Linked DNA regions of Homo sapiens: region 2 is linked to region 1. The links are chromatin loops, found by intact Hi-C in ENCODE. Cell type or tissue: endothelial cell of umbilical vein. All regions are shown on one strand. Region 1 overlaps AHI1 (Abelson helper integration site 1). Region 2 overlaps AHI1 (Abelson helper integration site 1).

Region 1 (4,000 bases):
AGCTAATGTTGGGTGTTTTGTTTTGTTTTGTTTTGTTTTGTTTTGTTTTGTTTTGAGATGGAGTCTTGCACTGTCACCCGGGCTGGAGTGCAATGGCATGATCTCGGCTCACTACAACCTCCGCCTCCCGGGTTCAGGTGATTCTCCTGCCTCAGCCTCCTGAGTAGCTGGGATTACAGGTGCACACCACCACACCCAGCTAATTTATTGTATTTTTAGTAGAGATGGGGTTTCACTATGTTGGCCAGGCTGTTCTCAAACTCCTGGCCTCAAGTGATCCACCCGCCTCAGCCTCCCCAAGTGCTGGGATTACAGGTGTGAGCCAAGGCACCCAGCCCATTATTTTTCTATTCCTCTGTCTTTATGCTACTACCACATTATTTTAATTACTGAGTAGTTTTGTAGTATGTCTTGAAATCAGGTAATATTAGTCCTCCAACTTTGTCCTTTTCAAATTTGGTTTGGCTATTTAATATTTAGGGTTCTTTCCATTTCCACGTGAATTTTAGAATTAGCTTATCAATTTCTATAGCATATTCCAATTGATATTGCATTTAATCCAGATACTAATTTGGAGAGAATTGACATTTTAACAATATTCAATCATCTGAGTCATTAACATGATATATCTTTGCATTTATTTACAACTTCTTTAATTTCTCTTGGTAACATTTTTTAGTTTTCAATGTATAGGTCTTGGACATACAGTGTATAGGTCTTTGGTTGATTTATTCCTACATGTTTCATATGTAAATGGTATTGTCGCTAGTTTATAGAAATACTACTGATTATTGTATGTTGATCTTGTTTTATGCGAACCTACTAAACTCACTTGTTAGTTGTAATAGCTTTTAGTGGATTCCACGAGATATTCTGTGTAGACAGACAATCGTGCAAATAAAAGACAGTTTTCTTTCTTCACAATCTGGGCGCCTTTTCTTTCTTTCTTTTTTTCTTTTTTTTTTTTTTTTTTCTTTTTTTTTTTTTGCCCTGTTAACACTGGGTAGAACCTCTAATACAATGTTGAATAAAACTAGTCAGAATAGACATTCTTGTCTTGTTCCTGATCATGTGGGAAATGAATAGGAGCATTTGATCTTTTACCATGAAGTATGATGTTATTCTAGGTTTTTTATAAATGCCCTTTATTAGGTAGTTTCCCTTTCCTAAGAGTTTTTGTCAGGAATAGATGTTTGATTTCTCAAACATGTTTTTGCATTAGTTAAGTAATCTATGGTTTTTGTTTTTAAATTTCTTAATATGGTGAGTTACACTGATATTCAAATGTTAAACCAACTTCGCGTTCCTCGGATAAAACCTACTTAGTGGTGTGTTATCCTTTTTATAAAGGATAGTGCTTGTTGAATTTGATGTGCTAAAATTTCCTTTAGAACTTCTTGCATTTTGTTCATGAGAAATATGGGTCTGTAATTTTTTTGTAACATCTTAAGCTGATTTTGATGAGGAGATAATGCTGGCTTCATGGAACAAGTTGGGAAGTATTCCCACCTCTTCAATTTTCTAGAATAGTTTGTGTAGATTTAGTATTACTTCCTCCTTGTGTAATTTCTATTTCTTTATTCATATTCTCTATTTCATGAGACATTGCTCATACATTAGTTCTTTATACATATTTCCTTTAGTTCTTTGAACACATTTTTAATTACGGATTTTAAGTCTTTGTCTAGTAAGGCCAGTGTCTGGGCTTCCTCGGGAACAGTTCTGTTCATTGCTAGTGGGAATAAACACTGTTCCGGGCCTCAAGTGATTTTCCCAGATGTGTGCACTCATCAGTTCACTGCTGGATACTTGAGGGGGACCTTTTGCAGATCTTCATCGTCTGTGGCTCAGTATCTTGAAAATTGTTGTTTCATGTGTTTTGTTCAGGTTTGTTGTTGTTGTTTTAGACAAGAGGTAAATGTGGTTCCTCCTACTCTATCTGGGCTACAAGCAAAGGTCTAGATGTTCTATGTATTTTCAAGGTAGCCTTTTGATAGATTGTATATAGATTGTGAGAGATAAAAGAAGAAAGAGGATCACTACAGTCTGATCTTCCTAGAGTGGGCTTTAGTGGTCAGAGAAAGCCAAAGATGAAGACAGAATTTAAGACCATATAGACACGACGGGGTAAACAAGAAGAATAGGGCCTAGAAGTCAGGAGCTAAGGCACAAAAGTAGGGCAGTGCCTGGGATACCCTCAGACCAGCAAGTATCCATGGGGTCTTTGTGTGTGTGTGTTTGTGTATGTGTGTGTGTGTGTGTGTGTGTGTAATTAGCTGCCCAGATATTTACATATTTCACCTAAAAGAAATACAGATTTCTGACTTCTTGAAAATAATCCAGAGTTCTGGACCACAGCTCTACATTCTTTGATGACATCCATCAATGAGCTGAGATAGACTGCCTCCTTTAGATGAGTCATCCATTCTCCAGTTTGCCACAGTCCATTGTATCGTTGTCTCTGCTGTATTATCTTTGGCTTGCTTCCCTTATTCACCTTATCAGTCTAGAATATAGATTCCTTGGAAATAAGGCCAAAAGGGTACACTTCAGAAAGATTAAGATTGTGTGCTATCAGTGCTTTTTTTCAGAGCTTAACCTTTCCTTTGTTCTTTTATCATTCTATCTAAATTTACTGTCCTTTCTTCTTTGTAATTTCTGACCTTTTCATTCTCAGTCATCTGACTTCATTTCACTTACTTACACATTTCTTCATTAGTCTATTCAGGGTGCCACAGAGAATACCACAGACTTCATTGCTTAAACTACAGAAACTTATTTTCACACAGTTCTGGGGGCTAGAAGTCCCAAGATCAAGGTGCCAGCAGGATTGGTTTCCCGTGAGGCCTCTCTTCCTGGCTTGGAGGTGGCTGCCTTCTTGTTGTGTCCTCACATGGCCTCTTCTCTGTGCAAAAAGAGCACGCTCTGGTTTCATCTTTCCATCTTCTAAGGACTCTAGTCTTATTAGATTAGAACCCCACTCTTCTGACCCCATTTAACCTTAGTTATCTCCCTAGAAGCCCCTGTCTCCAAATGCAGTTACATTAGGAGTTCAGGTGTCAACATGTGAATTTTGGGGAAATATCATTTGGTTCACAAGAATCTCTATTCAGTCCTATTTAATACCTGATTTTGAAATTCTTGTATCTTTTTCAAGCTCCTCTGTGGTGTTTCTCACCATTCCTAGACAACTTAGAAGATACTCTGTTCCATTCTTCAGTTTTCCTTTTTTTTTCATTGTTTTTGTGTTTTCTTTCTCCTAATATAAAGTGCATTACTACACACTCATCCACAAAACATTTGTTTTATATTTTGCTATTGCCATTGAATCATTTGGAAAGCTACATTGTTCATTCCACAGATCAGGATGTTACAGCTTTCTTATATATAAATTTCCTTCATTTCTTTTCTTGTCATGAATGAATGTCCTATACTTTTGTGTGTGTGTGTGTGTGTGTGTGTGTGTTTGTGTGTGTTTCCACCTAAGTTGATAGAACTTTCTGATTTTTCCCAGGCATCTAATATTTTTCTGAGACAGATGAAATTTATTTTATTCTGTAAGTCCACAGATAATTGTTTAAGATTTTGAAATTTATTTTATTCTTGTCCCTTTATCATGGCTAAGAAGGAGCCCAACCAGCCAAAGGTTTGTCTGTTAACGTTATTTTAAGCAATTCCTTGTCTCTCATCCCCGTGTATACTCATTAGTTCTGCCGGATGTTTTTCTCTGTCATATCCTCACATTTATCCCCATTTTTGTTTCCACTGCCACGGCCCTAGATCAAAGCCTCATCTGAGCTTTTAGCTCAGCTCTCTTTTACTGGCTCCTTGTTTCTGATCTTTCCCTCCTATAGTTCTGAAATGAGAAAAGAACAGAGCCATGAGGACCAAGGACACATAATGGATACACGGATGAGGAAGAACAAGCAAGCAGGCAGAAAAGTCACTCTAATAGAGGTAAGGGGAAAACCAATAGAAAGTTGCGCTATGTTGTCAACAG
Region 2 (4,000 bases), 110 kb before region 1:
TCTAATAAATTATGGTACAGGTTTAGGGTGTAATTTTTGTGGGGTATGTGTGAGTGAATTGCATAATAAATTCAGTTCAGCAGGTATATAATAGGTGTTTAGGCATTAATGAGTAAAAGATACAAAAAATAGATAATTGTCGGTTATTGGGAGCATTACCATTTAGTCATAATATAAATCACTTAATTATTTCATAATTAGCATACTTGACTGCATGTTGCTGCCACAGCAATACCTAACAGCATTCTGCAACCCAGGTAAGACTTCACGGGTATCTTGAGAGCGTTGGTAAATCTCATTCTAAGTTTTCAGATCCAGAAATTTGATTTTATCAGTGCATCCAGGGTTGCTCAGAATCTGTAGTATCTATTAAGATTAATCAATCCTACAAAAAGTTGATTAACAAATGAGAATCCATGAAAATACACCTTATAATATAATAAAAGGTAGACCATTCTGGCAGCCTGAACACTCAAGATCTCATCCTGTCTAAATTTAACCTGAAGCCCAGGCTAATGATCACAGAGTTGATTGCTAAGTAGAGCCATAGGAGTATGGATTGAATGGGTTCGAAAATGTTTTATGCCAATTTTGAAAAAAGATTAATTTTCTCTACCCCACAGGAGATACCACCGTATATATTGATTAATGATAACTAACATCTGCTTAATTATTAGTAATAATTGATATATTTCTGGCACTGTGCTAAAGGCTTTACATTTTATTGTATTTAATTCTCAAACCATCCTATAGGGTTGAGTATTATTCCCATTTTCCAGAAGAGGATTTTGAGGCTTACAGAGATCAAGCCACATAACCAAGATCACACAAGTAGTAAGCACTGGAGCTGGGATTCAGCCCAGGTAGTTGGACTCCCATGTCCACAGTCAGTTTAACTGTCTCCTTTTAGTGACTGAATTACTGATACGCTTTAGATACAGTATCTGGCTCTTAGAAATTTATAGATAAAAAAATTAATAGGTATTCCAGATTTTGAGCAACTGTGGATGCACTGATAAAATCAAATTTCTGGATCTAAAAACTTAGAATGAGATATACCGATGTTCTCAAGGTACTGTCCACCTGTGAGGTCTTACCTAGGTTGCAGAATGCTTTTAGGTATTGCTGTGGCAGCAACATGCAGTCAAGTATGCTGATAAATAATTAAATGATTTATATTATGACTAAATGGTAATGCTCCCAATAACTGAGAAGTATCTATTTTTTTCAGTTCTTTTTTTTCCTAAACTCCATGTTGATTATGACCATTTTTCACTAGCACTGTACTAGGCTGATGCTATATGCTGGCTAACTCCTAATTGGACTGGACTTGAGTATTTTTTTTTCTTTTTCTTTTTCTTTTTCTTTTTTTTTTCTTTTTTTTTTTTTTTGAGTTGGAGTCTCACTCTGTCGCCCAGGCTGGAGTGCAGTGGCGCAATCTTGGCTCACTACAACCTCCACCTCCCAGATTCAAGTGATTCTCCTGCCTCAGCCTCCCGAGTAGCTGGGACTACAGGTACGCGCCACAACGCCTAGCTGATTTTTGTATTTTTAGTAGAGATGGGGTTTCACCACGTTGGCCCAGGATGGTCTCGATCTCTTGACCTCGTGATCTGCCTGCCTCGGCCTCCCAAAGTGCTGGGATTACAAGGCGTGAGCCACCGTACCCGGCCAGACTTGAGTATTTTTACTCTCTCCTTAGCAGCAGATTTTCAAATTGTCCATAATACATCGACTTTTACTAGTTTCTCTTTCAAAATGATCTTTTCTTGGCCGTGTACCATGAATTGTACAGAGTTCCTTTCTGTAGCTCTTTCAATAATAGTCATATATTTTATCATTTAGTAGTATTTACTATTTAATATTAGATTTCATCTGATACAAATAATATGGGAATGATAGTTATGGCTATTATTATTTATAGAGATAATTATATATTGCATTTAACTCAGCATGTGTCTTTTACACCTGTTAGTGTTCTAGTATAGAATTTTATTCTATTGATTGAAGAGCAAGTTTTTCTTGAGGCAGATAACCTGTGAGCCCTCGGGAGTTTCACAGTGCCATTTGTTTGGGCAAGTTAGATTTACCTTGAACATGTCATTAAGTCTCTTTCATTGGAAACAATGCAGAGTGACAACGGCAGGATAATGGATAAAGAAACTTCCAAATGCTGATTTAGGTTATTAGAAGATAAACATCTGAGTGTTTTGCAAACAGTCAATATTTAATGAAATTATGAATACTTCCTTATTTTATTGTATTTCTTTTAGGAGGTGATACGTTCCTGTGCTGCAAAAGTAAGTAGTTTTTATTACCAGGAAGATAACTTCAAAGGTATAGTGATGCTCCAAAGAACTGGAATGCACCATTCATAGAGTTTGGAACCTTTATAAGAGTTAATCTGATGTGTACTTTCATTATTGGAGCTCAGCTTTATCACAGAATTACAATACTGGAAGCTGATAATTTAGTAAGGGTGATCATTTAGCAAGTAGCTTCACATTTTTAAAGATTTAAGAATACTAAGTGATGGAGATACTTTCAGTAAAGGATCAACAAGGTCATGTCATTCTCTGAGAAAAATTTTATATGATATTTAATTTGTATAAGACACCGGTCAATATAGTTCCAGTAGGTATATGCTGAGTAAACTGTATAAGCATTGAAATGCATGCAAGCTGTACATAAATGATTTATTGTACTGATAATGCTCTCCTTCATTTATAAGTCTTTCACATTTCTTTTCTCATTTAACTATACTGTATAATAATCCTGAGAGATGGATTAGATATAATTGTTATTCCAATTTTAGAAAGGAGGAGACTGAAGTTTATTCAGGTTGAGTGATTTGCCCAAGGTCCCAAGTTAGTCTAAAAATGGTAGTGTACAAAAAGGCTCTCGATTAGTAAACAATTTCAACTAAATTGTATCTTATATGCTTTCAACACAGCAGCTTTCCTCTTTTACAAGCAAGGTTATTTTATGTGTAACTTTTAATTTAGGTGTTGGGAAAATAAGGAGTTGGAATGGCAACATGAGTTCATCCTTCCCTCTTCTGTCCACTCCCAAAATTCAGTTGAATAATTAGACGTCTATTCATTTAACAAATATAATTACATATCACAAAGAGAAGGTAAAACATCCAGAAGGAAAGAATTAGAATGTTAGTATATTTAGAGACTGCTTCATATAATGTCAGTGCAATGGAATTTTTTTTTTTTTTTAATTCAGTGGGCACCTACTACCATTTGGTAGTAGGCACTTGGAATGCAATAGGCTATTGTCGCTTTCCTGATGGGGCATGTTAGGGAGGGAGGAACATGTCAGAAAATACAAGACTTACCCCATCACTGAGCTGTCCAGCATCAGTCACAGAACCCATCACTTTTATACCTAATTATCACAAGTCAACAGGATATGGAATATAGACAAGGGGAAGGAAGACGAGGGGGGAAAAGAGAACAAGCTATATTCTGACTTGTACTGCAGATGTTCAGGAAACGTTCCTGATAGCAATGATTGGTGTAATGATTGTAGCTCCAAGATTACTAAACCTTCTGAAGTACTCATTGTGTATAAAATCAGAGGCAAAAATACAATTTATTTTCTGACTAGCAATTCAAAGCTATTTCTCTTTATTTAACAAATGTACTGCATACTCTTCTTTTGGAATGCTGTCTGAATGTCCAGAGAATAAAGTGTCCTGCACAGATTGAGCAAGGCTTTATGGAGAACAGCCTCTACTAATCTGGAAACTCCCCAAGGGTGAAGGATCATGCCATTCATCTTCATATCCCTAGTATTTAATAAAGGTAGAATAAATACTCATTGAAAAAATGATTAATTTGGAAATGAATCAGTGTCTGGAAAAATTAACCTTACTAGTATCTTCAGTTATTCTTTTTTTATAATAGTTTTATTGAGCTATAATTTATATACCGTAATGCCCACTCTTTTAAAATATACAGTTCACTGGTTTTTACCATATTCACAAAGT

What was found. Peaks named below come from ENCODE experiments on the same cell type or tissue, not always from the same donor. Only the 100,000 strongest peaks of a DNase experiment are listed, where the experiment ranks them.
Region 2: a loop joins it to region 1, with 2.0 times the contacts of the local background. A loop is called at or near these places in 1 of 110 quality-filtered maps.

Annotation. Positions count from the first base shown.
Region 1 is chr6:135,290,380-135,294,379 of GRCh38, reverse strand. AHI1 (Abelson helper integration site 1) reads left to right here. Exons shown (of 29, transcript NM_001134831.2): 28 at 3,855-3,957. Among named protein-coding and RNA genes, the nearest start is that of MIR548A2, 53 kb to the right of the region's middle. In endothelial cell of umbilical vein, no CTCF peak of the experiment used is centred here; a DNase peak (open chromatin) is centred at 2,469.
Region 2 is chr6:135,403,251-135,407,250 of GRCh38, reverse strand. It overlaps AHI1 (Abelson helper integration site 1), which reads left to right. Exons shown (of 29, transcript NM_001134831.2): 22 at 2,274-2,300. Among named protein-coding and RNA genes, the nearest start is that of AHI1, 92 kb to the left of the region's middle. In endothelial cell of umbilical vein, no CTCF peak of the experiment used is centred here; no DNase peak of the experiment used is centred here.